Linked DNA regions of Mus musculus: regions 2, 3, 4, 5, 6 and 7 are each linked to region 1. A link is a loop called in an ENCODE intact Hi-C map of the cell type or tissue named here. Cell type or tissue: heart. All regions are shown on one strand. Region 1 holds the start of Lamc1 (laminin, gamma 1). Region 2 overlaps Lamc1 (laminin, gamma 1). Region 3 overlaps Gm46246 (a long non-coding RNA gene). Region 4 overlaps Nmnat2 (nicotinamide nucleotide adenylyltransferase 2). Region 5 overlaps Lamc1 (laminin, gamma 1). Region 6 overlaps Lamc2 (laminin, gamma 2). Region 7 overlaps Lamc1 (laminin, gamma 1).

Region 1 (4,000 bases):
TTAAATCTGAAAACGGATTAAGCAAGACTTCAAGGGGATTCAGAATTGAGTACAAAAAAAAAGTAAAACATAAAAAAAAAGTTAAAAATAACTGGACATAAGTTATAGAACTTAAAAACTCTGAAGCTACTTCAAAGGACTCCCAGAGATCTTGGGAAGCGGAGTGCCGTCTGGAGAAAGGCATCTCTCCAAAGCATCACTTTTACACTTCTATGTCGTTCCAGTCCTTTTCAAAACCGAACTCACTCTTAATTACTGAAAATCGGATGCCTCACATTTTCATTTATGAGCTTGTTTTCAAAAAGTTCCATCTGCCTGGTGACTCGTCTACAAAGAAAAAGGCAGCATCTACTACAGAGGCAGTAACACTGCTCTCCTAAAACTTCCTCCACACACAGTCATTTACACTTTCAAGGCACTTTCTCTAAGTCATAGTCTTTCTCTGAAGAAAATTCCCTGATAATATAATATAATATAATATAATATAATATAATATAATATAATATAATATAATGAAGAGCAGTGGAAAGAAAACCCTGAAACCACGATCAGGGGACTATCTGCCTACAAAATATCCCTCTCAAATATCCCAGGGCAACAATCAGTTTTTCACACTTAATGTTGCACAACTGAACACAGCAATGAAAATTTTTCTGCTCTCTTGTCTGTCTCAAAAGTAAAGAAAACATCTCCAGGTGAAGCAGGAACTTTGATCCGTTCAGATAATCACAGCCTTGCTCATCCACGGCTCTGCCATGAAGTCTCCTACTTCAGCCCTCTCCTGGATTCTAAAGCATGCTTGTCTCCACACTTGCTTCGGATCAAAGCAAAAGGGAAGACTATCCAGGAGAGCCTTGGAGCTTTTTACACCGGAACAAAACTGCCCTCAATTACAGAGAGTGTCTTCATTACCTTTCTGTTTTCTCCCAACTAGGATTAGCAGTGAAACAGCTCCTAATTAAGGCTGAACAGCTCTGAAGAACAGTAACTTTAAAAGTGAACTTCCACTTTAATTACACATAGAAATACCGGCGGCAAAGGCATTTGCTCCCCTCAAATTCCCCTATCAAAACTAAGAGCAATCATTCTCAACCCTGGAGACAGACAAACATTTTAAAGACAAGTGTTTGAAAGTGGACCTTCAAGACTCTAATGTAAGCATGCTATGTGATAGTCCTGTCCTGCCAGGATGAGTGTTTCATTAGCGCCTCAGGGTGCAAAAGGGGGTGGGGGGGTGTTGGTCCAAAATCCTAACTGCTGAAATAGAAAAGAATCAACGGAACGAGAATCCGGTTGGACTAGAAAGAGTAAGAAAAAAAGAGAGAGATGCTAGCGTGGGACATGGTGGCCCTCACCGGATGTTCAAAGCGAGATGAATTTTAGAAGTTGGAGAAAGGAATTTCTGTGTGTGGCCCACGCTGGAGAACAGACCGTCAGCACGCGGCTGGACAGGCCCCTCAGGCCGGACCAGCGGCTCCATGGATGCGGCCCCGGAGCTGGACCGTGAGCGAGTAGTGGGGACGGGGCTGTCATCGCTTACCCAGGTGCAGCGTGAGGTTGATGGAGTTGGGGTACTGCACCCCGGCCAGCATAGTCTGGCTTTGCCACCAGGTGGTGTCGGCCTGGTTGTTGTAGTCGGTCAGGAAGGCTGCCCCGTGTTGCAGGTGCTGCTGGCCGGCGTCGCACAGGTGACAGGACTTAGTGACTCCGGTCACCCCAGTCTGCACGCAGTACTCCTCGGGCGGAGTCCCACACGTGTTGGTAGCCACCACGGTCACATTGAAGGCGGCATTAACAAACTCCGGCATGCAGCGCTGCGGCCGCCCGCCCTCATCCGCGCACTCGTCCATGGCCGCCCGGACACAGCCCGCCACAGCCGCCAGCACAGCCAACAGCGGCCACAGCCGCCCCCGGGGCTGCAGGGCCAGCGCGGCCCGCCCGCCGCCCGTCATCCCGCTGCGCGCGGGCCCTCGGCAAAGGCTGGGGTGCCGCGCTGCACTCGCCTAGCGGCGTATCCCGAGGCCGATCCTCCGCTGCGGGCCGAGGCCGGGCTGTGGACCGGGCTGGAGGCCGAGAGCCGGACGCAGAGCCGATGGGTGGGCGTCCGAGCCAAGATCGCGCTGCCTCCGCTACCTCCCGGTGCGCAGCCTGCACTGTGCGCCGACCCCCGACTTCCGAGCGCGCACTCGAGAGCGCGCCCCAGGAGGAAGGAGAAGGGGGTGGGGTCTGCCCGGCGGGGTGGGATCTGGCGGTGGAGAAAACCCAAGGCCGGCCTCCTCGGCAGCTCACGCGGGCCAGGAGCTGCTCCCCGCCCTACGCGTCCTCCCCAGCGACTCCCGGCGGCGGCGGGGGCGGCCTGGAGGGCGGTGGGCCAGAGAAGCGAGATGGGAGGGGCGGGAGCCAGAGGACCGGGCGCGAGGTGGGCGGGGCGGTGGAGTAGGAGGGTGGGGTGCGAGGAGGGCGGGACCGGCAGCAAAAGGGAGGGGGGCGCGAGATGGAAGAGGCAAGGGGTCAAGTGGGAGGACTTCTGGATGGGCGTGACTAGAGGTGGGCTGGGCGAGGGGGTAAGAGGGAGGGGCCCAAGGTGGGCGGAGAGGGAGCGTGAGTGAGGGAAGGAGGGCGGGGCGTGGGGTGTGGGGTGCTGGGCAGTGCATGCTGGGAGGGTAGGGGCTTCGGTGGGTTGGGAACCCTCATCCAGGTCTTGTACCTTAGAGGATCTTGCCCTGGAGGGTATGAGGCTAAGAGGAGGTTCTTAAAGGGAGACGCAGGTGGGTGAGGTGGCCCGGAATCTGTGTTTTTGACTTCATGAGGACTTGGACCCTGGCCCAACCAGATGTCAGTCCTTACGGTATAGCTCAGCCACTACCTGACTCTGGAGCCTGAACACAGCGCAACGGTGCGGTGGCCTGCGTGACCTCGCCCTCCCCAGCCGTCCCGGGCATTGCCTCCTGTATCCCGGGGCAAGCCCTGCCCACGCTGAGGGGAGAGATCCCGAGGTGTCCAAGGGACTGGATCCCTGTGGAACACAGGGCTCGATCTCAGCTTCAGAGTCAATTTTGTGATTTCCTTGCTCTAAATTAAAATGTGACTGTCATTTAACCGGGCAAGGAAGGAAGTGAGAAGGCTGGGAATGGAATGACATTTTCCCCTGGATACGCAGACCTGCTTTGAAATTCTTCCACTCTGTTGTTTGTGTGTCCTAGCTTGCCTTTAAAAGACTCGAAATTATCTGGATTCTGACATCCTCCTCTTCGGACCTGCTGAGTCACAGAATATTGTCAGTGCCAGAATGACTCAGTTCCCAGAGCCCGAGCCAAAAGATCATGCGTTTTAGTCTCAGATCAGAACTACCTGCAGTGCTGATAGGACCAGCAGACAGGGGAAGGGAGGGTGCTGTAAAAATGAACCAGCTGAGAGCCGGGCTTGGCAGCACACTGTGCTAATCCCAACCCAAGATGCAAAGCAGACCAGCAAAGTGTAAGCTCCGGATCAGTAGTCTTTTTAAGATAATGATACTGATAGCTACAAGATGGCCCAGTGGGTAAAAGCACCTGCCACCAAGCTTGGTGACCTGAGTTCAATCTCCAGGAACCACATTCTGATTTCCACACCTGCACCATGAGACTTGTGGGCGCGCGCGCGTGTGCGTGTGTGTGTGTGTGTGTGTGTGTGTGTGTGTGTGTGTGTGTGTGTGTGTGTGTGTGATGATATGACACATAAATAAATAAATGTGAGTTTTAAGATGGGGTAGTGGGCATATGAAATGATGAAATATAACAATAACTAGGTAATGATCGTTAGGGTCAGTGTTAGAGCCACAAGCCCTAATTAAGAGGGCCCAAGCATAATGGACTATTTATGATGGGTAAAGGATACTGTTCAGAGAGCTTTTAATACTGGAATTACTCGGGAATGCATCCACCTGACTTATTGGATGAGATGATGGAGATTAGGTATGCTAAGGGTCTCTAACTCTTTACTCCTTGTAACCCTTTGGAGA
Region 2 (4,000 bases), 110 kb before region 1:
GCTAAACAAAACATTAATATGAATGCCTTAATGATGCTTTTAGAGAATGTGACTCTGCATCAGTGGACTCAGCCCTGCAAGCGGTGGCTGCAGCAACCCTTCTGTTACTTACCTAGCTGATCCAAGAGGTTGTTCAGCTGGCTGAGGAGGCTGCTGACAGAGTTTTTGGCCTTTCTGGCATTGAGCTCAGCCTCCTGAGCAGCCTGCGAAGCCTGTAGTGGAAGAGGATAAACAGCATGAATACTTCGGACTTTGTGTTTTCTTCTTCTCTAAATATTTTCCTCCAGTGCACCAGCAGGTCTATTTTCAGATGTGTTTCCCTTGAATCAGAGTCGCTCTCACTGCAGGGTTTTTGGGGGTGGTATCTTCAGGTGGAGGATGTTATTTCTACTGCATAGTACAGTATATGCTTTTTGTTGTTGTTTTGGTTTTTTGGTTTTGTTTTGTTCTTTAAGACAGAGTTACTATGTAACCTAAGCTGGTTTCAAATGCAAGGTCCTCCTGTCTCAACCTTCGGAGTGCTGGGACTGTACTACTGTGCCTGGGTACCCCTAATGATGTATGCAGTCAGAAAACCAATACTATCCCATTTTCTCCCTTCCCCTCACTTGAGAACACTTTGGGGCAAACACATGATAAAATGGATTAAGTAGAAACAGGTTATTTTGTTTTAAGTTCGAGTTGAATGTAGGAATTATTATTCTAGAATGTGGATATTCTCAGGGCCCTCATTATTAGAGATGTTCTATTCTTGGAGAGAATAAAAGCGAGGCTTTTCTGAAAATTCTCTGTCAACTTATAAAAACACCCACACCCACACACGCACACACACACCCACACACATACACACACAACAATGGATATTTTCAAAGCCAACCAAAGGTAAACATACTTGGGAACGTTCCATGAAACCTGAACAAACACACAGAGCGTGAGTCACAGGATGCAGTGGAGGAAAAGGAAACATCCCTGTATCAGAAAGCAGATGCTCTCCCGACAAACCCAAAGCAGGACAGAAAGGAGTGGCTCTGCACTCCCAGTCACTAATTATTTTTCCTAGTTTTGGGGTCAGGACAAAGCAAACATTTGGGGATCAAAACATTGTGGGAATTTTAAAAACAGAAAAAAAAATTTTAAATTCAGTTCCAATTGCAGCTGTTCTCGGAGCCCATACAGGCTTCCTGCGAGTTTCTGGGACTGGGACACACGGCTGGAGCCCATACAGGCTTCCTGCGAGTTTCTGGGACTGGGACACAGAGCTGGGCTGTGTTTAACCTGTGGCCTTTGGTATCTTCCAGAAAGAATCACAACCTGTCTGGTTGAAGAAAATGTTACACTCAGGTAAAACTAGCTGAATGGTGGCCTTTCAAAACTGATAGAGTTACAAAAGAGTACAGAGAAGGATGGCTTGCTGCTCTCAAAAAGATATGGACCAAAAATAACGAAAGAAAAACTTAGTTTTCCCTCTTTGAAGTAAACCCAGATCCCTTTTTGGAACTGGCAAATCTGTATCCTTCGCTGTTTTCAGTGCTTTAAATACAATGCTCCCGTCAGAGTGCACCCACAGGGCTGGCAAGATGGCTGACTGGGAAAGAGGACTCACCACTAGGCTTGACGACCTGAGATCGCATGCTAACATCCACATGGTGGATGGAAAGAACCAACTCCCACTAGTTGTCCCGAGACCTCCACATGTGCCTTATGGCACGCATGCATCAAAAACACATGAAATAAATAAGTAATTTTAAAAATGAAGTACAGAGAAAAAAGAGAAAGACTAACGATTGCTTCATGGTCCTTTTCATTTGAGCCTCGCTTTGCATAAAAAAAAATCACAGAACAATCCAACACAAAGTTTAAAATCTCAGCTCTTTAACTAGGTGTGGTGGTGCACACCTTTAATCCCAGCATTTGGGAAGCTGAGACAGGAGGATTTCTATGAGTTCAAAGCCATCATAGTGCACACAGAGAGCTCCAGGTCAGTCAAAGCTACATAGTAAAACCACCCCGTCTCAAACAAACAAACAAACAAACAAACAAACAAAAACAAACAAATAAATAAGCCTCCAAATGCAGCTGCCTGTACAGCTGTGTACAGAACTGGCATCATTCCCACAGGCCTTGCACTTTGTCCCAAAGTAAACCCAGCTCGAGGCCCTGTGTTGGGGGCTTGGGAAAACTGGGCTTCTTCCTGCCACTGCAAGGGTGTGAGCAAACAGGCTGATATACACTGTCCCTGTGACTGCAACACAGAACAGGACAGGGACAGTCACACTACCACCCCAGGAAGTTCTTCTGAATGCAAAATACAGCACCGAATGAACAGAGCTGACCCTCATTCCCCACTGCCCCGTAGAGTCACAGATTAACTCTTCCACGTGGCGTGAGACGTGCACGTTACCACAGGCTTCCGTGCAGTGCTACAGAGTGCCTCACCAATGTCTTATATAACAAACTGGCTTCTGCCTCTAGTGAGCGAGCAGCTGGGAAAACTGGGAATGAAATGAGCTTTTCATTGCAATCTCCTTTTCTAAGTTATTTTATCCCGTGTAGGAATTATCCATTCAAACTACGTTAAAAAACATCACATACCCACAATTGCATTCTGTTCTGTTCTGTTTTGTTTTAAGTGTTCTGGGACTGCAGCTGTGCTTTGGTATGGGGGCAATTGTGCAACATCAATACCTGGCAAAGGAGTCAAATTCTTTGTCTTCTACGCAAGCTACTGACCCAATTCTTGAGGAAGAAAATGCAATACAAACGGAAACTCACAGGAATTGGGCATCGGGTGGGGGTGGGGTCCTTCCCAGTGAGCACCCCTGACCTCTGCCTCTTACCATCCCTGCCATCATCATGTCCTGGTCGGCATCATCTTGCTTCTTCTTCAGCTCATTCTCTGCCTCCTCCAGCTGCCTCAGCATACCATTCACCTCATTATCCAGATCTGTAACTTCCCCGAAGGTTCTTTCTGCGTCCGCCTTGGTACTGGTGGCATTCTGGGTACAGGAGAAGCAACGGTCGGCAGAGGCAAGCCAAAGCTCCTAGAGCAACCCTCCCTGTTCTAGTGCACATGCGTACTCCCTTTTGTAATCTGTAGAATGGCTCAGGGTGCAGTCCAGAAAGAATGTCACAATGACAGTTACTATCACTGCTCAACTCGTTATTCATTAGGTTCTCATTAAAAGAAAAAAAAAATCACTGTCAAACACAACAGCATTTTATACAGTTTTTTCATTGTGCCCTCTTCTTTACTGTTGAGAATTCCCTGTCCTAGTATAACCATGTTTAGCTGAGGTCACACACAGACAACAAATAAAACTGTAACTGTGAACCCTTTCCACTGCAATGCAGTTACCACACTTGACTGTTCTTGTGAGCTTAGCATCATCTACCAAAGACTACATCCTGAAATATGAGCATCTCATGAGACAGAATCTATTTAAAACTGACCCTTTCAAAGAAATTAAAATGGTCTGTGATTCTCAAAACACTTAATTTTAAAACAAGCTCTAATCTTTCGGTAACATAAAAAAGCCGGCCTGAAGAAATGCCTCTTTTATAGCTCTGGCTGTCCTAGAACTCACTTTGTAGACCAGGCTACCTCTGCCTCCCAAGTGCTGGGATCAAAGGCGTGCGCCACCACACCCGGTGAAGAAATGCCTCTTTAGCGTGAGTGAAGACAGCCTCTGTAGTGCTGGCCACAGCAGCTCTATGGAGGGTCTAGAGAACGTTTATGCAGGGAGAGAGCAGGAACCTTGGTGGGCGGGGACTATGATGTAAAAACCACCCCCTTCACAACTCAATCCAACACCCAGACAGTAGAAAGTCCTCTTCCTGGTTCTCTTTCTTCGGTCATTGTACTTATTCTCATTAGCATTGAAAAGAAAAGAAACAGACAGGGATGGTTCCAGAGAGTTCTGTGTGCGATGTGCAAGCAGGAGCTGGAGAAGATGGAAGTGCTCACCTTCTGCACGGCGCTGGCAATCCTCTCTGCCTCATG
Region 3 (4,000 bases), 53 kb after region 1:
ACATTGGACAGTTGGAGATTGATTTTTGCTTTGATTGTGACTGTGCCCTGATATTTTCCCTCTTGAAGGAAGAAACTGTTTTAGTGGAGCCCACAGTTAAGAGACTTTTAATTGTAAAAAGAGTTTGGATTTTAAAAGAGATGGATATTTTAAAGAGATTGAAAATTTAAGAATATGTAAAGACTGTGGGACTTTTAAAGTTGTTTAGATCTTGGGGATGAATAAGAATGTAAGGGTTGAGGCTTACTAGTGATTTGTTTGTGTGTCAAGTTGACAAGGGGTCAATTGTACTGGCTAGTTTTGTGTCAACTTGACACAGCTGTAGTTACCACAGAGAAAGGAGCTTCAGTTGAGGAAATGCCTCCATGAGATAAAACTGTAAGGCATTTTCTCAATTAGTGATCAAGGGGGAAGGGCCCCTTGTGGGTGGGGAACATCTCTGGGCTGGCAGTCTTGGATTCTATAAGAGAGCAGACTGAGCAAGCCAGTAAAGAACATCCCTCCGTGGCCTCTGCGTCAGCTCCTGCTTTCTGACCTGCTTGAGTTCCAGTCCTGCATCCTTTGGTGATCAACAGCAGTATGGAAATGTAAGCCGAATAAACCCTTTCCTCCCCAACTTGCTTCTTGGTCATGATGTTTGTGCAGGAATAGAAACCCTGACTAAGACACCTAGCTTGAAAAGGGCATTTCTAATGTATCATTTTCTTTCTTTCTTTTTAAAGATTTATTTATTTCATGTATATGAGTACACTGCAGCTGTCTTCAGACACACCAGAAGAGGGCATCATCGAATCCCACTGCAGATGGTTGTGAGCCACCATGTGGTTGCTGGGAATTGAACTCAGGATCTCTGGAAGAGCAGTTAGCACTCTTAACTGCTAAGCCATCTCTCCAGCCCCTAATGCATCATTTTCAAAATCTTTTTTTTTTTTTTTTTTTTTTTTTTTTTTGGTTTTTCGAGACAGAGTTTCTCTGTGTAGCCCTGGCTGTCCTGCAACTCACTCTGTAGATTTGGCTGGCCTACAGAAATCTGCCTGCCTCTGCCTCCCAAGTGCTGGGATTAAAGGCGTGTGCCATCCCTATCCACCTCATTTTCAAATTCTTATATTTTAATGCAGACTCATTCTATTTCTGATCCAATAAATTGATTTGCATTACTGCCTGAAGTGTCATGGAAGCGTTGTCTCTGTGGCACAGCCTGGGTCTTTGGTGTGTCCATGGACATAACTGGAGATAGGAAAGTTAAGAATTCCATTTTGCTGCTGACCTGGGGAGCAGGCTGCATCGTCTGAACACACCTATGGACCAATTCCAGTTTTAAGGTCTTTGAACATTTTATGTCACTTAACTATCCCGGCCAGCCAACGAGGTGCGTTCTACCACTACTCCCCATGACAGATGAAGCAATAGAATTTCAGAAAGGCAAATACATTTCTCAAGGTTACATAGCTAACAGTGGGCTGTGTTCACACAGTCAGCCTTGAGTCTGTAGTGACAAGCGTCCTGATGTTCCCTGATGTTCTCTGGATCCCTGTCAGAAGGCATCTGTCTCCATCAATGTCCTCCGGGGCAGCCTTGTCCCTGGGAATTCCAGGCTTACAATTCTGCATCAGGAACAGAGCCGACTTACCTAAGCCTTTCCCTCCAGGAAACACTTCACTTCCTCCAGTGTAATGACCCTCTTCCTTTTCCATACAATTCAATTGGAGACAAAGAGCTGCGATTTGATACCTCCTCCCCTGTGCTGTGGGCGTGAACCTGGGGCTTTCAACATGGTAGTCGGGTTCTGTAACCTGATTTATATCCCAGCTCTTTTTGTTTCTTTCTGAATTTTATCTTTTTATTTTTTAGGTATATCTATTATGTATATGGCATTCTGCCTGCATGTATGCCTGTGGCCCGAGCTGACCTTGTGCTCTGATAGCCCTCCAGGAATACAAGTGAATGCCAGAATGACAGTGCTCCAGCCTTCTAATGCCTTTTTTTTTAAAATAAATTTATGTCTGTGTGTGTGTGTATGTATGTCTGAGTGTACGTATGTCCTTTTTTTTTTTTTTTTTTTTTTTTTTTTTGAGACAGGGTTTCTCTGTATAGCCCTGGCTGTCCTGGAACTCACTTTGTAGACCAGGTTGGCCTCGAACTCAGAAATCTGCCTGCCTCTGCCTCCCACGTGCTGGGATTAAAGGCGTGAGCCACCACTGCCCGGCAGGCACATCCATATTAATGCAGACACAGACACCACAAGAGGGCAGATCCTCTGGATCTGGAGTTACAGCCAGTTGGGAGCTAGCTGCCCCCTGTGGGTGCTGGGTATTGAACTGGGGTCCTCTATGACCAGAAAGTGCTCTTAGTCACTGAGACTGTCTCCAGCTGGTCCACAACGTCTTTAAATGGCATAAATGCACATCCTAGAGTAATGAAAACTCATTTTCTGATATCTTTACCAGGTTAAGAAGAAGAAGAAGCAAGAGAAAGCTCCCAGGAGGACACCCATGGTGGCCCACACCCCAGATCCCAGCCCTCGGAGGACTGAGGCAGGACGGTTTTGACTTTGAGAAAAAGCAAAGTAATCTAGCAAGACCTTGCTTCAAAGTGAAAAACAAAACAAAACAAAACAAAAACAAGCTGAACAAAAGTTTTACTCTAGAGTACTTCTGCAATGTAGAATTATATAAGGTGAATTATGAAGTGCCCTTTCATAACCATGTTCTCTGTGATACGACCGCTCCTCTGCAAAGGCTACAGCTGAATAATGTCTTATATTGTCCTATCCTTTTGTTATGTTTGCCTGGATCCAAATATTTAGCGCGCATGCGTGTCTGACTGACGTGCAATCGCGCGCCTGCGTATGTGTGTATTTGTGCACGTGAGTGTGTAAATTTGTGTGTGTGTGTTGATGACAATTGCCCCATCAATGGCTCTCCACTTCATCTGAGTGAGTCTTCATCGCCGACTATGAAGTCCCGCGTGGGCTGCTAGCTTTTCTTCGGAGTAGCTTTAGTTAGAGATTTAGTTTGTGTCCTTCCTGCCTCTCTCTAGTGCCATGTGCCCTTAAATAGTAGGGCAAGCCTTTATGTAGTTTATACAGAATGAGATTTAAAACCTGTATTTATCTCGAAAAGAACTGAAAAAGGAAGCTAAACAAGTATGGAGGGGTCAGCACAGGCCGTCAAAGGCTGAAGCCTCAGCAGAACACGGAGCCGCAGGTTAAAGTGCTGGAGGTTAGAAGTCTGAGCTTGCACAGCAGACTTCTGAGTCAGAGCTGGAGCAGGAATGCTTCACTGTGCCCAGCCCTTTGGGACTGGGGCTTGCATCAGTCCCCAAAGCTCTCCAGTGCCGCCGTGTGGTCAGATGCAGGAGCTACATGTACTAGAGAGCCGTTCTGAAGCATCCCACCTTCCAGGAATATCTGTTGTTAGAGTTCGGGCAGAATGAAGACAAAGGAAAAAACTGATGTGCCAAGACGAGGAAAACATAGATTATTTAGGAATCTGTTGCTAATTGGAAAGATTTTTGAAAGTTTTTAAAAATCTGTTTCATTAAGAAAACCAAACAATAAATCCAGTCACGTTTCCCAACATTCTCTGGTATACCTCTTCAAAACAATAAAAAGGAAGTTTCCACCAAACAAAACTTCAAAATTCCAAACTCTCCACATGCACTCGTTATGTCTTCTCTGGCAAATGTAAGCTTTGTGCAACTTTTTATGGGCTTAGGGTGTAGCTCTGTTGTTCTAGACTCCAGGAAGCCCTGGGTTCCATGCCCAGCACCAAATACAATGGCTTGGGGGTCGCATGCCGATAAGCTCAGCACTCTGGAGGTGGAGGTTCAGAAATGCAAAGTCATTCTCAGGTATGGAGTGAGTTGGGTGCTAGCCTGGGTAACATGTGATCCTGTTGCAAAAAAAAAAGTTATCAAATAGTAGAGATTAAAATGATATATTAATGGGATTGATGAGATGATGGCTCAGTGGGCAAGAGCACTAACTGCTCTTCCAAAG
Region 4 (4,000 bases), 230 kb before region 1:
GGATCAAACTCAGGCTGTGTGACAAGCACTTTTACCGGCTGAGCTGGCTTCCCAGACTGTGTTTTTAATTTTAAAGAGAGAGTCTTCCTAATTTTTCTTAACTAATGATCCTCCTGCCTCAGCCTTGTGAGCAGCTAAGATTAAAAGGTGCCTCCCCAGCCTGAGCTCATTCTTTCATTTTGAAATATTTACTGAGCACCTTCTGTGTGACAGCAATTCCGAGTCTACAGCTAGGAGAACAGATAGAAACAAAATATTTGGCTAGTCCTCTTGCTTCCTATTGGGAAAGCCAGACAATTAATGAATCATATTTGGCTGTATCTCACAGATTATCCGATTTAACCCCTATGAGATGGGATCTCTATTCCCATCTTAAAAACATGGAAAGAGGACTGGCAAGGTGGCTCAGTGGGTAAAGGCACTTACTGTCAAGACTAACGGCCTGAGTTCAATCCTCAACTCACGTGGGACAAGGAGAGAACTTCCACATACACAACATAACATGTATACACACACATAACCACATATGTGTGCTTGTGCTCCCGCCCCCCCCCCCCGGACTAAATAAACATAACAATTTAATAATATATACAAAAGGGGGGCTTAAGCAAGTTGAGGCTTGTTCTAGATAGTACAGCTGTTGAATGGTGGAACAGGGTCTCACGTAATTCTTCAGATCCTTTGTCCAGTTAACATGGACCTGCGGAGGAATGACAGACATCCCTCAAAGCAGGCTCAGTGAAGGCACAAGCTGGGCATTGACTCTCGGCCTGGTCCAGGTTAAGCCGTCACAAAGCAAAGAGGTTTTCATGTAGGGAGGAGGCTAGGAAAGACCCAGTAGCGGGCACAAGCCTGAGAGAGGAGATGGCTGATAAGTGAGTTGGTTCTCTTCATTTGGAAAGGCGCTGGCTTTTGATGGAGTGTGCCGAAATCACTGAGTGTAATGATTGCCTGTCTGGGCCATTCTCAGGGTCTCAGCATTTTAAACAAGCAAGAGTTAATGTTTACCTGGAAGGATTAAATACCTAAAGGTGATTTCAGACACCAGAAGTCCGCCAATAGAGACACTCTTTTCTTCCTGAACTTCTCAAAGTCTCACATTCTTTTCATTGGTTGTGCCCTACATGCCTCTAACCAGCCAGTTATGGACTAAGCGGCTTCCTACATCCATCAGCTATGGGAACATAACCAAAGAAAATAAACAGAGGAAGAGCCGGGGGCATTAACCACTCCAGAAGAAATCCCAGGGCCCCCAGATAAATGGAGCAAAGGCAAACGTGGTTATTCAGGCTCAGATGACTTTTTATCAAACTGCTTAACTCCAGCCCGGAAGCAGGAAGCCTGCGCGACTCTTCCAGCCGCGGGGGATTAGATCCCCACATTGCTAAAACCCAAGCTGAATTATCCACAAGAGAAGGACCCCCAGTCCCAGTGATTCGAAATTTGGGGACTGATTTCTGCTCAGGGATCTCGTGTAAAAGGTGCTGTTGATTTTCAGGCTTTTGACACGAGGCCGGAACTCTGGGCCTTCCTTCCCACACTCCCAGTCAAGCTGGCAGCACCGTGGGGTTGGGGTTGGTTTCCTCTGGGAAGCCCCATTGAAGGAGCTTTCGTTTGTTTGCGTTGAGGGCCATCCTGGAAGTGCACTCCTGGCTGCCTGACTAGCCAGGTTGATCACACTAGTTCTGGACCAGCCTTTCCTCCTGACGGGGGCAGAAGCCAGAGCAGTACAGAGGATGCTCTGCTGGAGAGTGGTTTAGACATTCTCACAGACGGGGATTTATAGGGCTCTCTCCCCTTTCTTTACCCTCCCAGCAGTGCTTACAGCTGTATGCTCTAGGGGGCGGTAGAGAGCAAGGATCTGAGGATATCTGGTAAGAGTATTGAATTTATTTTATTTTATTTTTTAAGAGCAAAGTGGTGGGTGTTTTCCTTCCTTTGTGTCTTGGGTTTTTTGGGGTTTTTTTCTTCCATTTTTTAAAAAGATAGGATCTTGCTATGTACCCCAAGTTGGCCTCAAACCCATGATTTTCCTGCCTCAGTCCCTGAGTTCTGGGATTATAGGTATACACCATCACATACCATAAAGTCTGTTTCAACTTGTGGTGTTTTGTTTTGTTTTGTTTTGTTTTGTTTTGTTTTGTTTTGTTTTGTTTGTTTTGTTTTGTTTTTATGAGACAAGGTTTTTCTGTGCCCTGGCTGTCCTGGAACTCTCTCTGTAGACCAGGCTGGCCTCAAACTCACAAAGATCTGCCTGCCTCTGCCTCCCAAGTGCTGGGATTAAAGGCGCACCATCATGCCTGGCTGGAGCTGTGATATTTTTAAACTGAGGAAGTTTCAAGTCTCTAAAATATGAGTCTATCGATGGATCTAGAAGAAGTGTGAAGCAACAAAAAGAGTCTTCAAGAGTGAGCGGCCCAAGAGGGATCAGATTCCATCACTAAGCTGTGATCGCATAGATAGGACAGATTCCTGGAACTGAGACACGCATCTCGGAAGACCGTTGTAAGGATGAGATGTGATAATGAAGCCCCGAGAAGAGTTCCTGGCACATGGCCGAGCCCTTGGTAGATGCTTACGGGTGGCCCCCATGCATCCCTGGCTGCCATCTGCAAAGGACGCAGAAGGAGGCTGGAGCCGCTGATGTGCTGTACGACGAGAAGAAAGTAAGGAGGGTTCTGAGCTCTGATGTAGCGGGATCACGCTGGATCGTACCAGGAGAGCCTTCCAGGCCTTCAGTGCATCTTGAAGGATCTTATTGCTAATGAAGTTGAGCCCTCTGGTTAGAACACCTGAATGTTTGGATGAAAGGCACCATCATTATAATCTGGGCTTCACTTGTTTTACTTGGCTGCTTTTGCCAGTTGCTCATAAAGTGTTAGTCACTACAAGATATGAGTCACTGAGCATTAACTTGCCCATATCCTTCAATACAGTCAAAAATAATCTTTTGTTAAGCCTCTCAGTTTGCATTTTAAAATTATTTTAAATGATGTATTCATTTCTCTTTGGTTTTTGTCACATGTATACATACATATGTTATAGCCTGCTGAGTGCATTTAGTACTGACCACATGGTGTTAAATAACCAATTAGGGCATTTGTCCCAAGGGAAGATTGCGTCACCTCATGGCAGTCATTAATTGCCTGCTGCTTGTCATCCAGAGATGGGGACCCTTGGGATTTCCTTATCCACACTACGTGTCAACTGATGTTGCCATTATTCAAGTCTTTTTTTTTTTTTTTTTTTTTTTTTGGTTTTTTGAGACAGGGTTTCTCTGTATAGCCCTGGCTGTCCTGGAGCTCACTTTGTAGACCAGGCTGGCCTCGAACTCAGAAATCCGCCTGCCTCTGCCTCCCGAGTGCTGGGATTAAAGGCGTTCGCCACCACGCCCGGCTTATTCAAGTCTTGTTTAGGCAGCCGTATTGTTGAGATTTCAAGAGTGCTGCTTTTCTGTCCTACATAAGACACAAACTCTTAGAATCTTCCACCCCTCTTCCTAGATGTTACCTGAGCCTTGGGTGTAGGGGTTGTATAGATGTATGGATTGGGGTTGGGCATGCCATAGTAAGTCCCTCTGTGCAGCCTGGCCAGTTGAGGCTTTCTTTTCCCTTCCCTCCCCTCCCCTCCCCTCTCCCCTCCCCTCTCCCCTCCCCTCCCCTTCCTTCTCCCCTCCCCTCTCCCCTCCCCTCTCCCCTCCCCTCTCCCCTCCCCTCCCCTCCCCTCTCCCCTCCCCTCTCCCCTCCCCTCCCCTCCCCTACCCTCTCCTTTCCTTTCCTTTCTCTTCTGTTCTTCTCTCTTCTGTTCTTTTCTCTACTTTCTTCTTCAAAATAGGATTTCTTTATGTAGCCCTAGCTGTCCTGGAACTCACCTAGTAGACCAGGCTGTCCTCAACTCAGATCCACCTGCTTCTGTCTCTCAAGTACTGGGATTAATGACGTGTGCTACCACTGCCTGGCTTAGTTGTGACTTTCTGTGATGGTCTCTGCAGGTTCTACAA
Region 5 (4,000 bases), 67 kb before region 1:
GGACAATCCTGCCCATCTGCTCTTGCATACCCTTGACCCATTATAAAGTTCTAGGAAGCGTAAAGCAATACTGTAACAGAGTTTATGAAGACAACTCTTGAACCAAGGGTTTGAACCTATTCAGACAAGGACCTAACTGGCCCAGGGGCTACTTCGTAATTACACTCACAGAAGAACACTCCACAAATACAGGCCTCCCTAAGGTACCCACATAGCACTTTTCCAAGCAGGTCACACACAACAGTTTCTACAGCTCTGTTGAAAGAACCATTGTCTCTGCTAAATCAAAATATGGCAAGCCATGAGGATGAGATTGTTGTATAGTATGCATGGTATTCCAGAAACTTACTATCTAAGACATTCCAACAAGGCAAACAGTTGATTCTGCACGGGAGTAGGTGGCTTGGGATTCTACTGGGCTTCCACATTACCTTGCGTTTCTTCTTTTCCTACCTTTCTGACATCTCTGTGCGTTTTAGCACCCTGACCTATGGCAGACACCTTCTGAAATAAGTTTGCATAAAAGACCCCTCATGTGTCCATAGCAGCAGAACACCCAGAGAGCTACACAAGGAATGGAATGGAGGGGCCAGGGCATGCAATCATCTGTGCTACTGAGACTATGATGCCTGTAAATGATTGAGACTTGAGGGCTCCCATGTCTGCCTCTGCGTCTCCTTCCCCCTGCCTGCCCTCCCTCTATCTTACCAGATTTCCTACTCTTATTGGTCCGTCTTATAATTCAACTCTGGCAAAGTGAAAACTAATTCAATAATAGGTGGATAGAAAGTAAGTCCAGGTTCTGATTTCCAATCCAGTGAGTCTGCCACGCTATCATTTCATCATGGGATCGATCAATCAAAACAAGACACTATGGCTTTGAGGAGCAGGAGCCAGATCAAATGATTGAGGAAATCCTAAATTCTGGATGCATCACCTCTTGTTCAGGCATAAGAAGACAAGCCATCCGTACACCCAGCCTTCAGAAAATACTTAGCATCTGAGAGTTCTGCTGCCCTTCTCCCTCCCCTGCCACATGTTCCCCTTAAAACAAAACCCTCAAGTGCAGATGTTTAGAATGGAACGCTCAAAATTAATTCCTATGTTCTGCTCTGAATCCTACAGTCCATGCTGGCTGAAGAGATGGAGAAGGGGAGGGGGCTGCCCGAACAATGGGGATGCAGCCATGCTCCCAGCAGGGCCAAGCCAAGGAATTCTGCTGCAGCCTCCTACGTGGTAAAATATTTCTAATCTCCCCGAGTACGGAGAAGCTCTTCCTGTCTCAGAGTTGGATGCAAACACTGACTGCCGGGGAACATAAACGTCTCTCTGTTATGTGCAGTTCAGAGAAATTCCATGAGGACCTTGTGAAACAACTGCCTGTATAGTTTACTGATGAATGATAATGGCCATACAGAACTTTCCAGGATTCCAAAATGCCTTCCAAGGGCTGAATCAGAACAAAAGAAGTTCCTTCTAAAGAACCAAATTAGGTGCCACGGGGCTCACTATTGAACTTACAGGCTAACTCTCTAGAAATCAGAAACTGAACTCTCTCTCTCTCTCTCTGTCAAGTCAAGATCAAGAACGTTAACACTAAGAAAGCTGTAGAACAGTCAATTAGAGACGGTGTATGTTTAGGCTACTAACTAGGCCTCTCCAAACAGTTAACACAAACAGTAGACGCAGAAGGCCACTGTTTGAAAACGTTCTCAGGGTTGTGAGCAGAGAGTTCCCAGGACAGCATGTCCAGCTGTGCACCAGCTGCCACTGCTGCACCTCAGAGATGACTGCACACAAATACAACGCCACCAGTCCACACAGTCCAGAGCCAAGTCAGGGCCGGGTTTGGGATCTTCAGGCCAACCCATGAGAAAGCACTGGGACAGTTAAGCACATCCAGGGTGTGCTGAGGTGACCCCAGCAAGTCCAGAAGAGTCATCCCTATGACTGAAAGCTCCGTCCTTGAGGGCCTGGGCGAAGAGCTGGGTTCTTCCTACTGCCGTAAGCATCATCTTTCAAATAAAATGTTGAAAGAGAGGAAGGAGAGGAAGAGGAAAGAGAGGGGCAACCAATTTCTTCCCCTTAGATTTCAGCAACTGTTCATAGTCTTGCCCTTTGTCAAGTAGCCAAATACTATCAGAAAAAGGGCACAGGCCCACAGAAAGTACATTTAAATTACTACAATTTTACAAATGGGATAACCTTGACAGTTTTCTAGCAAACGGTAATTTTCAACTAAACTTATTATAACAAATACAATGGAGCTTTCAGTCTGAGAAAGTCTCCTCTCAAAAGCATGGCCCGGGCCTTCAACAGTCTTATGTTCCAAGTGTGTGTGATGAACACATCCCTTCACATTTGTGCTACGCTATAACCCAGACCTGCTAAATGCAAAGGCAGAACATGGGGGGCCAAAGTATTTAGAGTTCTTTTGTAAGAGTTGGTCTATACATCAAAGGCTACTTATAAGAACCATGGTATATGTCAGCATGGAGCTAAGGAGAAGAACATGTTTTGAAGTGAATGATATGGTTTTGGAGATAAAAACATCCCAATTTCTAAGAAAATTAGATTTTTCCATAAAGTATCAAACTTGAAGTTTTGGTGAAGGCCACAATTCTGCCCTCTCCCTGCTATTCCCCCTAAAACCACCTGGTACTATCCGTCCCTACTGCCAAGGAACAGGTCTCCAAAGGCTGCATATTCTTTAGTAAACTGAAAAGCCACACTATTGTGACTCAGCCTGGTTATTAAACATGGCTGTCTCATCAGACAGCCACTGCACAGACCGAGAGACTTCTTAACTAATACTAAAATGTCAAGCATGCTTGGAAGGTCATTTAAAATAGGTGCAAATTACCATTAGAGACTACCATTTTCCATTACTAAACATCAGATATATTTATCTTAATCTGGGTACCTCCTCTGCCACTTCACGTTATAGCTTCAGCAAAAGAGATTAGATTACCAAGTGAAAAGCCAAGCCAAGAACTGGCTGGGAGCATGGCTGATTAACCCAAGCCTCATGCTTACAAGACTTAATACAAGCCCTGATTCAGGCTAGTGGGTCACAACATGCCTGAAATCCTTTAGCCGAGCTAAAGGAATGAGGCTGGTCCTTCCTCCCACTCATCTGCACACTCAGGGAAAAAAAAAACCTACTCACTCTGCTAAGCCAAGTTCTAGCTGTGGGAACCGACTGACAGGAGGGAGGCAGACAAAGAAGGCAGATGATTAAATTTACTGAGCGAATAAAGTAAGCAAAATGTCAGTGATGCATACGCTGGCTGCAGTAGAGGGACTTGAAACATGGGAAAGAGAAAGAAAGAAGACACCAGAATCTGCAGGTCTGTATGGCTCTATGCTGTCTTGTCTGCACAGAGGATGAGCATCAGTAAAGGATTCGTGAACAGACAGCCTGATGGTAAAACCTTTCCAGCATCTAAGGATAGCAGTGTAGTACAAACCAAGACCAACTCCGATAACCAACCCCACCTGATCCCCACAATACACGGAGCTGCAGAAGGCTAAAGAGTGCAGCTTTGTTTCTTCATTAACTATTTAGTCAGTGAATGACCCCAAAGCTCACGGTGACAAACTTCTGAGAATAGTCTAACCTTCCATTTTGTAAGAATACCTTTAACTGGTTGTTTCTGTAGGTCCCAATGAACACGTTCCCTTTCAACTCCCCACAACCATGTTCCGCTTCGCTTGCATCTCTCATCTATATGAGAAATTCCTATAAAACCACGTATGGCTCAGTATAAGATGGCTTTCTCAGTTTTCATGGTTGTGCGTTCATTTCTTACCACAGCTACCCACTAGGTCAGAGTTAACACTCCTCACTGGTCCCAAGAGTCGTATAGATCCAAATTCTTCCATTCACTCAGCAAATATTTACTGAATGTTAATATGTACCAGCTAGTCAATATTCTAAGCATGAGGCCACAGCAGAAAGGGAGATCCATATGGTGCCAAGCAGGTGGAGTTCACCGTC
Region 6 (4,000 bases), 210 kb before region 1:
GTTCTTTAGAATGCTATCCCATGCTGCTAAAATCTTAACTGGGGAGATCTTATCTTTCATCTTTAGAGGACATTTTACTCTCTGGGGCTTCCTGGATCACAAATAGACCCATTAATGTAACAGCACAGAGAATACTGGCCTGTCAGTGATACTCCTCCATGAGGCAGTCAGGCATTGCAATTGTTCTACTGAACCAGTGAGGCATAGCTGGGGTTTCTCCTGGATGCCATGGGAATACGTGACCTAGCTCCTAGTCCCTACCCACTGGAGTCTCCGTTGTTGAGGGCCCCCTATTAACTATTAACTTTAGACTTCAACTTTTTAAACAAGTATTTCTGTGTGCATATACATGCATGTGTGTGTGTTCATGTTCTATATGAGTTCAGGTGCCCATGGAAGCCAGAGAGGGTATCAGATGCCCCTGGAGTGGAGTTACAGATGCCCAGCCTGAGTACTGGGAAAGTAAAGGGGATTCTCTTGAAGAAAGAACACATGTTGCTAGACAATGAGCCAGTTCTGCAGCCCCCAGATTTAGACTTTTAATTAACAGCAGTCTTCTTTGGGTAGTAACTACAGGGAAACCCGATTCCCTGCCATACTGTGCTAGTAAATCTATTCTATCCTAAAATCCATGAATCTCCCCCTCTTTGCACATTTCCTCCAGGTTACTTATCCAGGAGGCTCCTCTTTTCCCAGTTGGTCATAACAGGTATAGGTTTGTTTAGGGAGGAACCTCATCAGATTTAGCAGATGGTCCTTCAGACCAAGGCAGCCCATTGCTCAAGCCTTTCCCTCCCCACTGCTTCTGCTTCATAACTGGCTCCTGTCTGCTTCCAATAGTTCCCACATGGCCTTCTTTGTCTCTAGGCCCCCCAGTCCATAACTTCTCTCTGGTGCAGTGATGTGGTTACTCTCCTCTTTAAGACTGCCCGGGGGCCCCTCAGGCTCAAGACCAGGACCCTCAAGCTGACCAGACTTCTGGGAATTTCCTGGAACACACCCAGTGCTCTGACTCACAGCCCTTCACTCCCAGATACAAGTGCTCAGTGACTCATCTTAGACATGGTAAGACGGAAAATGTAAAGCAACCTGGCCCAAGTGTCTGGGCCCTGAGACAAAGCAGACTTCCAGATGGTCTCAGGGAAAGTTGAGATCCCCTCGCATCCGGACTAAGAATGTCAAGTCCTCTGGGGACAGACCCTGGGCTGGAAAGCTGAGGATGCTCTACAGACCTATGAGGTGTAGGATGCCGTCCAATGTGTTGAGTGTGTCTTGGATGGTAACTCCGGCACTCGTGGCTCTGGCATCAGCTTGCTGGGCTTCAGTAATCACCTGAGGACGAGTGAGTACAAAGGTGTTCTGAGATGTTATTTTTGTCTTGGCAACTAAAGAGAGCGCACATGGAAAGACGCCTGCACTCACCAGCTGCACCGTGTCCTTATCCGTGTCAAACTCCAGCTCCTTTCTGGCCAGCTCCCCCTCCATCTCTCTCATCTCGCTCTTCAGAGTGGCCAGTCCCTTCTCCATGGCCAAGGCCCCATCTGCTGTCACATTAGCTTCCAAGTTCAGACTCCCTATCTCCTGGGAGAATAAAAAGAGCCAGGGACGTGAGGAAAGGGAGGGTGAGGCTCAAAGCATCCCAAGGACAATTGGAGAAAAAAAAACCAAAAAAACATCTGTGCCTGGCTCTGATGGAGCAAGTCAGATGGACAATGAGAGAGTCAGACTTCGGGACACACCCTTCCCCAGGCTGGCCCTCAAGCAAGTTAGTTCAAGGTTAGCTCTCTAGAGACTAGGAGGGTCAGTGCGAAAACACTGGTTCTCTTTCAGTTCGGTGCCTAGAAAATTTCTAACGCAATCAGGAAAGCATTTGAGCAAACCCAGAAGGCAAGAAACACCATTCTCTGACACTCATGGGCTTTATTCCAAAGACTCACCTGGTCTTTGGAACAACTTTACAAGGATTTCCCCAAGACAGTTGTACTTGGAATACAGACCTGGAGTTAACTGTAGTGGTGGGTTTTTGTCTTTGCAGGGAAAAAGTTCATCAATGCCTTTATCAATAAGCTACAATTAAACAGTTGCAGGTATCTTTATGCTTGATGCCATATAAAGGAAGGTTTATGAAACTGCCCTCAAGGGGAATTATTAGAAATTATAGTTTGTAGGTTACCAAGCAGTCTTAAAAGTGAGGTCGAATAGTCTAGATGCCCAAGACCTCTTGACTTCCTGGAGTGGCACCAGCTCCCTAGAAGTCCTTAAGTAAGCAGGAAGGAGGTCACTTTCAGCCGAGAAGCATTCCTTTGCTGGAGCTCTAGGCATAGCAGAGCTGGATCTCAGATCTCTTGAATGCTCGTCAAGCAAGGGACCAGATAGTTCTTATCTCCATCCCTAGCACCAAGCATTCACAGTGCCGGACAGACTAAAATAGGCCCAGCTGAGACAAAGGATATAGAAGGCTGTAGAGCACGGGGATTTCATATCCAGAATCAAAACGCTGATGTCAATTGTTACAAGTTAAATTTACGTCCTAAAACTCATGGTGAAGTCCTAAGGGCTAGGGATGTTTCTCAGAGGGAGAGAGCTTACCAGCACGAACAAAGACATGGTGGATGGAGTCTTTGCTTACACGCTTCTCTCAACTCAGAAGATGGCCTTATTTGAAAACTGACAGTTGCAGATGTAATTAGCTACAGTGAAGTTACACTGGACCCTTAATTCAGTGAGACTGATATCTTCTTATAAGATAAGACTGAGATATGAATATAGTGGCCAGCCTGGGCTACATAGTGAGATCATATCTTGAAGAAGATGAAGGAGAAGGAGAGGAAGATGGGGAGAAGAAGAAGAGAAGGGGAAAGAAGAAGGAGGAAGGAGGATAGAGAAAAGAAGAGATGATAGAGGACTCTGGGGATCACACAAGCAGGGAGTGGACGGATAAAGCTATGCACCAAGGAAGACCAGGATTGCCTGGCCTCCTCTGCAGCTGGCAAGAGGAAAGGAAGAATTCTCCCTGGAGCTGTCAGGAGAAGTGGAGCCCTGGGCGACTAGTTTCTCATCCTAACCTTCCGAACGGTGCAAAAGTCACTTCTATTTTTCTAAGTATTTTCTGATAGCAGCCTTAGAAATCTTCATAGTAAACAACTCTGGGTGTTCTCCACAGTGCTGTTCAAAGGAACATGGAATATGGTGTAATAGCTGCTAGCCAGTGATAGAATCCATCCAGCAGAAGGGTGGGCGTGTAGAGCAGGGCTGCTGTGCCCTCTCCAGGACTCTGAGCCATAGGGGCTGAACTGAGCTGAAACACTCTCTCTCTGGAACAGGGCTGTGTTGGGCACTGCCTGGGGCAGCCCGTATATCCATTTCTCTTTACCTGCTCTATCTCGCTGCTGATCTCCAGGGCCTCCCTAGCTGCGTTCTTTGCCCGTTGGGTGTCGGCAGTGGCGCTCCCCAGGGCCGTTTCTGCTTGCTGGGTCTTGTCACTGGCATCTGCAACCTTCTGGCTAATAGAGGAGAGTCTCTTCATGGCCTCTTCAGCCTCTGCTTTTCTGTCTTCAACCTGCAGATCAAACTCTAGAATGAAGAAAAAAAGAAGAGAAAAGAAAAAAAAAATTGCCACAGAGACAACTGAATGAGAGTGCCTGGTGTTCTGAGGAAAAATTCCTGAAAGGGACCGATTACTAGCTAGGGGTGAGATGCTGCAGCTGGGATTAGCCTTTCTTTCCCAAGAGAAAAAAATCTCAAAGGAGCCACTGAGGGAGCTGTCAGCTTGCCCTAGGTCCCCACCACTGCAAGGATATCAACATCCAAAGTAGACAAAGAACAGGTGACTCTCTTTAAAGACTGAAGATTTAAGTCCAAGCCTGAAGCCAAAGAGCAGAGTTGGGGTGTAGTCACAGAGAGTTGGGTGTGGTTGCAGAGTTGGGGTGTGGTTGCAGTAGGTATAGAGGAACTTTCTATGAAGAGAATCCTAAGTCTTTAGAAATGATTCCCTTTTGTT
Region 7 (4,000 bases), 50 kb before region 1:
ACTCCAGTTCCAAGAGGTCCAACACCCTCTTATGGCCTCTGCAGGCACAAGACACACAAGTGACACAGACAGACTTGCAGACAAAACACTCATACGCATAAAATATAAATAAATCAAACCTTAAGCTTTAAAAAGAACCAGTCTTTCTTTACTTAACATGTCACCGCCAGACTGAAATTCACAGGTTCTATAAGAAGTCAAGAACAAAAGATACGACACACTTCTTGCTATGGATAATCTTGCTGAACAACTCATAATTTGTAATCATACCTATAATTTACCATTCCATCAAAAAGGATGCAAACTCACACAAGGAAACAAAAAAGCATAACACAATGTTTAAATATTTTTTTTTAAAAAAATACAATACTACAATTAAATACACTTGGGAACTTGACTGCCCTGAACTAGTCAGTTTCAGACACAGTACAGCGTCACTGAAGGACAGGGCACTGAGGTGGGGAACACAAAAGTGGCTTCTTATGAAGTCAGCACTAACACCTACCTAAGCCTCCTCTGTCCAGAGGACTCCAACTACCCCGGAACCCAGTGTAGAAGGAAAATACTGCATAATTATTCTGCCGAATACTTCAAAAGCATCCATGCTCCCGAGACTTCAGTAATGAGAGACGTGCAGGGCTAATTAGGTTTGAGCTTGTTTTCATTGTTAAAGTCCTTTCTTCTGCTCTAGACAACAGCAAGCCACCCTGCTCCCCTAGTGTGTCTTAATAACACCAGGTACAGACATTTTTAATTACAATGGTTCTTTCCCTCAAAGCACTGCCTTGACTTTAAAGGTCATGATGAAAAGATAGCTAGTTACCTGGTAACAACTAAAACCACCATACCCTTCCTTACCTTGTGGGACATAGACGAGAACTAGTTTTCTGTTTCAATAGTGAGAACTAGTTTTCTGTTTAAATAGTTAAGGTGAGGTAGTAACGGTAACATGGACATGCTGGGATACTGTCATGGGTGAACCTGTGATGTCCCCATGGGCTCATGTTCTGAATACTTGTTCCCCAGTGGGTGGTAATATTTTAGGAGGCTGTGGGGCCTTAAAGAGGTGGGGTGCAGCTTACAGAGGTAGATCACTAGGTGAACCTTTGAAGATTACACCCAGCTGCTGGGTTCTGGTCCCAATTCTGCTGCTGCTGCCACCAACTCTAACCCTACCCCACCCCCACCCCCCACATACCCTCAGCGTGTCTTCCATGACGCTGCACAAAGACCCTATGAACCACAAGCCAGAAAATGTCCTTCACCCCTGAACTTTCTTCTATCAGGAATTCCACTGTAAGGACACATAAGCTAACAGGTGTGAGAAAGGAACTTTTTTTTTTTTACACAAGTAATTTTGCAAATGTTATTTTCTGTACAATTTTAACAAAGCCTCCATACTAATGACTGAGCCCATATCACTGGGAAACACACCCACATGATAAACTGTGGGAGATGGTTGAGGAACATGGAAGGCAAATAAATGACTGACTGTTTTGATGCAGGGTTTGATAAAACAAGGACTGGACATACTGTCTCCTCTTAAAGATGGACAATGGTCCAAACAAAGGGGGTTGTATAACAGCTGGTACTCTCCTTGAGGAAAGCCATGACTCAGGCTCAGGATTTCTGTTCGACTGCATTCATACAGAAAGCATCCCTCCTCCTCTCCAGGTCCCTGTGGACCACAGTCTTCTTGCCTGACATCCCCACTTAAGACTGAGGGAGTTTGAGCAAACCACACCTTGTGGCTCTCTCTCCTCATCCTGTCATCTATCGGTGAGCCCCACATGGACGACAGGCTGCACGATGACGTTAAGGGTGTGCTCTGTAGAAAACAAAACTGCCTGCTTCCCACACACAAATGTCATTACAGACTGGGAATACTCCAGCCTTTCCTAAACTACAGGATGATGGAACTTCAGAGCCTAAGAAGTGTTGTACTAGCCGGGCATGGTGGCGCACGCCTTTAATCCCAACACTTGGGAGGCAGAGGCAGGTGGATTTCTGAGTTCGAGGCCAGCCTGGTTTACTGAGTTAGTTCCAGGACAGCCAGGGCTACACAGAGAAATCCTGTCTCGAAAAACCAAAAATAAATAAATAAATACGAAGTGTTGGACTTCCTGCCTTCAGAGCTACAGCAACAATGCCATATGAGCAACAGAGCTGTGTGTACACTCAGGAATATTCAGCAGTACATATGACTCATACTACGTGTGTCTGGTTTTAATAACTACACAACTAATTTTAATTAAATTTCTCATTAAAATAGGAAAACAAAGAGTCCTTTCCAACACTCTAAGTAACGCCAACACAACTTTGACCCAAATCAGATAAGGATAGAAGTATAAGAAAATTACAGGCCAACGTAGCTTGTGAATAGAAAAAAAATTAAAACCTTGCAAATTAAACGCGGTAGTAGTTAATTTTCAGTTTGGGGAATGTATGCTTGTTTATTCTAATGTATGTAATTCTTTGGTTGCTTTCCATTCCACAAGCAACTTTCATAATTTTTCTTTCTTTTTTTTAAAAAATAATTCATTCACTTTTATTTTATGTGCATTGATTCTTTCTTTATACATAGTAAACAAAGCTATGTTTACAGAAAATGTCTAATAATTTTTATACTTGAAATGTGAGTCTTCCTCTTTTTGCCTATTGTTCTGCTGGTTTTATGTCATTTTCCATTTTCTCTTACAAACCCACTTTCCTTATGTGTTTGACACTGAGTTAAAACACAACCCCCACACACGCATATATTATCTGAGACCTAATATACTCTTCCAAAGAAATGTTCAATTCTTCTTTTTTTTTTAATGTTCAATTCTTTATACCATGAACTGGGAGTAAAACCAGACTGGCTCAACCTTAATCCAAGGTGACGACTTGACTGTCCTAGGCTGTACACATGAAGCAAAGATGGTGTGTTTCTGTCCTCTTTACCACGATGCCTACCTGGGAAAAGCCTTGAACTCTGGATTTCAAACCCTTTGCTCTATGGGGTTGTCAAAACTTTTTGTAGTTAAGAAAATGTTTTTCAAATTGGAAAATGTGCCAGGGCTTATTTTTGTGGCTCCCGCCTTTTGGGAGTTTGATATCCAGAAATTCCCATCCATTTTGTTAGCTCTTTGAGATCACGTCCCCCTCAGAATGATTGTTCTCAGGAATCTAGTTGAATATAATCAGAAACAGAGCCGAGTTCTCTCTGGGAACATGTAAAAAGATAACACATGCTGAAGCTGGCCTAACTCTAGAAATGGATGGTTGGTTTACACTCTTTGAAAACATGGCATTTGTCTTTATAAATTAAAGTATATAATCAGTTCAGTAGATTCAGAAAAGGACTTTTTATCAATATTACTTAATAATAAAAGCCCTACTTTATTAAAGCAAAGATTTCAAAGAAAACTCCCTAAATCTAACAAAAGGTCCCTTTAAAGTGAAAAAATGTTAAGGACACCTAATTTTTTGTTTGTTTGTTTTGTTTTTTGAGATAGGGTCTATGTAGCACAGGCTATCCTAGAATGCACTCTGTAGTTCCTAGACTGGCCTTTCACAGAGAGCTGCCTACCTCAGCCTCCTGAGCACTGGGATTTAAGGTGTGTGCTATGATGCCACACTGACATAACGTTTTGTTGTTACCCTGAAGATCTAGCCAGTGCAGAAAAACAAACTGAGAAAACAGGAGTTGAGCTGAGGGTGGTGGCTGGTGCCCATAATCCCAGCCCTTGGGAGGCTGAGGTATGAGCAATGTTGAAGGTTCAAGGTCAGCCTCAGCTACAGACGGGACTGCCTCAAACCCTCCAAAGAGTCTAAAAAGAACTAGAAATATTTACAGTCATCAAACAAAAGATGCTCAGGCTTTTTAACCTGTGGGATACATTTATAAAACAATAAGATACCAATTTATACCTATGATTGATTACAGGGTATCTCTTGAGCTAACCGTGAGTCTTCACTGTGTTCTGATAAACATAGCACCCCGTATTCACCCCAGCTG

The links. Peaks named below come from ENCODE experiments on the same cell type or tissue, not always from the same donor. Only the 100,000 strongest peaks of a DNase experiment are listed, where the experiment ranks them.
Region 2: a loop joins it to region 1, with 4 times the contacts of the local background. A loop is called at or near these places in 5 of 42 quality-filtered maps.
Region 3: it touches region 1 in a loop (4-fold over the local background); 14 of 42 quality-filtered maps call a loop at or near these places.
Region 4: a loop joins it to region 1, with 2.6 times the contacts of the local background. A loop is called at or near these places in 3 of 42 quality-filtered maps.
Region 5: it touches region 1 in a loop (2.1-fold over the local background); 12 of 42 quality-filtered maps call a loop at or near these places.
Region 6: it touches region 1 in a loop (2.0-fold over the local background); 2 of 42 quality-filtered maps call a loop at or near these places.
Region 7: a loop joins it to region 1, with 2.7 times the contacts of the local background. A loop is called at or near these places in 8 of 42 quality-filtered maps.

Annotation. Positions count from the first base shown.
Region 1 is chr1:153,330,588-153,334,587 of GRCm38, forward strand. It overlaps Lamc1 (laminin, gamma 1), which reads right to left and starts at 2,199. Exons shown (of 28, transcript NM_010683.2): 1 at 1,541-2,199. The coding sequence starts at 1,952. In heart, a CTCF peak has its summit at 1,598 (motif pointing right); DNase peaks (open chromatin) are centred at 2,384 and 3,314; H3K4me3 peaks cover 3,502 bases; H3K27ac peaks cover 2,677 bases.
Region 2 is chr1:153,223,547-153,227,546 of GRCm38, forward strand. Lamc1 (laminin, gamma 1) reads right to left here. Exons shown (of 28, transcript NM_010683.2): 25 at 3,965-4,000; 26 at 2,838-2,996; 27 at 113-212. Among named protein-coding and RNA genes, the nearest start is that of Lamc2, 39 kb to the left of the region's middle. In heart, no CTCF peak of the experiment used is centred here; DNase peaks (open chromatin) are centred at 1,055 and 2,445; H3K27ac peaks cover 885 bases.
Region 3 is chr1:153,383,584-153,387,583 of GRCm38, forward strand. All of the region lies in intron 1 of Gm46246 (a long non-coding RNA gene), which reads right to left. Among named protein-coding and RNA genes, the nearest start is that of Gm46246, 11 kb to the right of the region's middle. In heart, a CTCF peak has its summit at 2,246 (motif pointing right); DNase peaks (open chromatin) are centred at 1,728 and 3,298; H3K27ac peaks cover 490 bases.
Region 4 is chr1:153,099,889-153,103,888 of GRCm38, forward strand. All of the region lies in intron 8 of Nmnat2 (nicotinamide nucleotide adenylyltransferase 2), which reads left to right. Among named protein-coding and RNA genes, the nearest start is that of Lamc2, 85 kb to the right of the region's middle. In heart, a CTCF peak has its summit at 1,839 (motif pointing right); DNase peaks (open chromatin) are centred at 1,273, 1,653, 2,603 and 3,153; H3K4me3 peaks cover 275 bases; H3K27ac peaks cover 1,808 bases.
Region 5 is chr1:153,263,986-153,267,985 of GRCm38, forward strand. All of the region lies in intron 1 of Lamc1 (laminin, gamma 1), which reads right to left. Among named protein-coding and RNA genes, the nearest start is that of Lamc1, 67 kb to the right of the region's middle. In heart, no CTCF peak of the experiment used is centred here; a DNase peak (open chromatin) is centred at 1,806; H3K27ac peaks cover 3,590 bases.
Region 6 is chr1:153,125,584-153,129,583 of GRCm38, forward strand. Lamc2 (laminin, gamma 2) reads right to left here. Exons shown (of 24, transcript NM_008485.3): 21 at 3,374-3,573; 22 at 1,423-1,581; 23 at 1,233-1,332. Among named protein-coding and RNA genes, the nearest start is that of Lamc2, 59 kb to the right of the region's middle. In heart, no CTCF peak of the experiment used is centred here; DNase peaks (open chromatin) are centred at 1,118 and 1,608; H3K27ac peaks cover 1,714 bases.
Region 7 is chr1:153,281,032-153,285,031 of GRCm38, forward strand. All of the region lies in intron 1 of Lamc1 (laminin, gamma 1), which reads right to left. Among named protein-coding and RNA genes, the nearest start is that of Lamc1, 50 kb to the right of the region's middle. In heart, no CTCF peak of the experiment used is centred here; a DNase peak (open chromatin) is centred at 1,790; H3K27ac peaks cover 2,192 bases.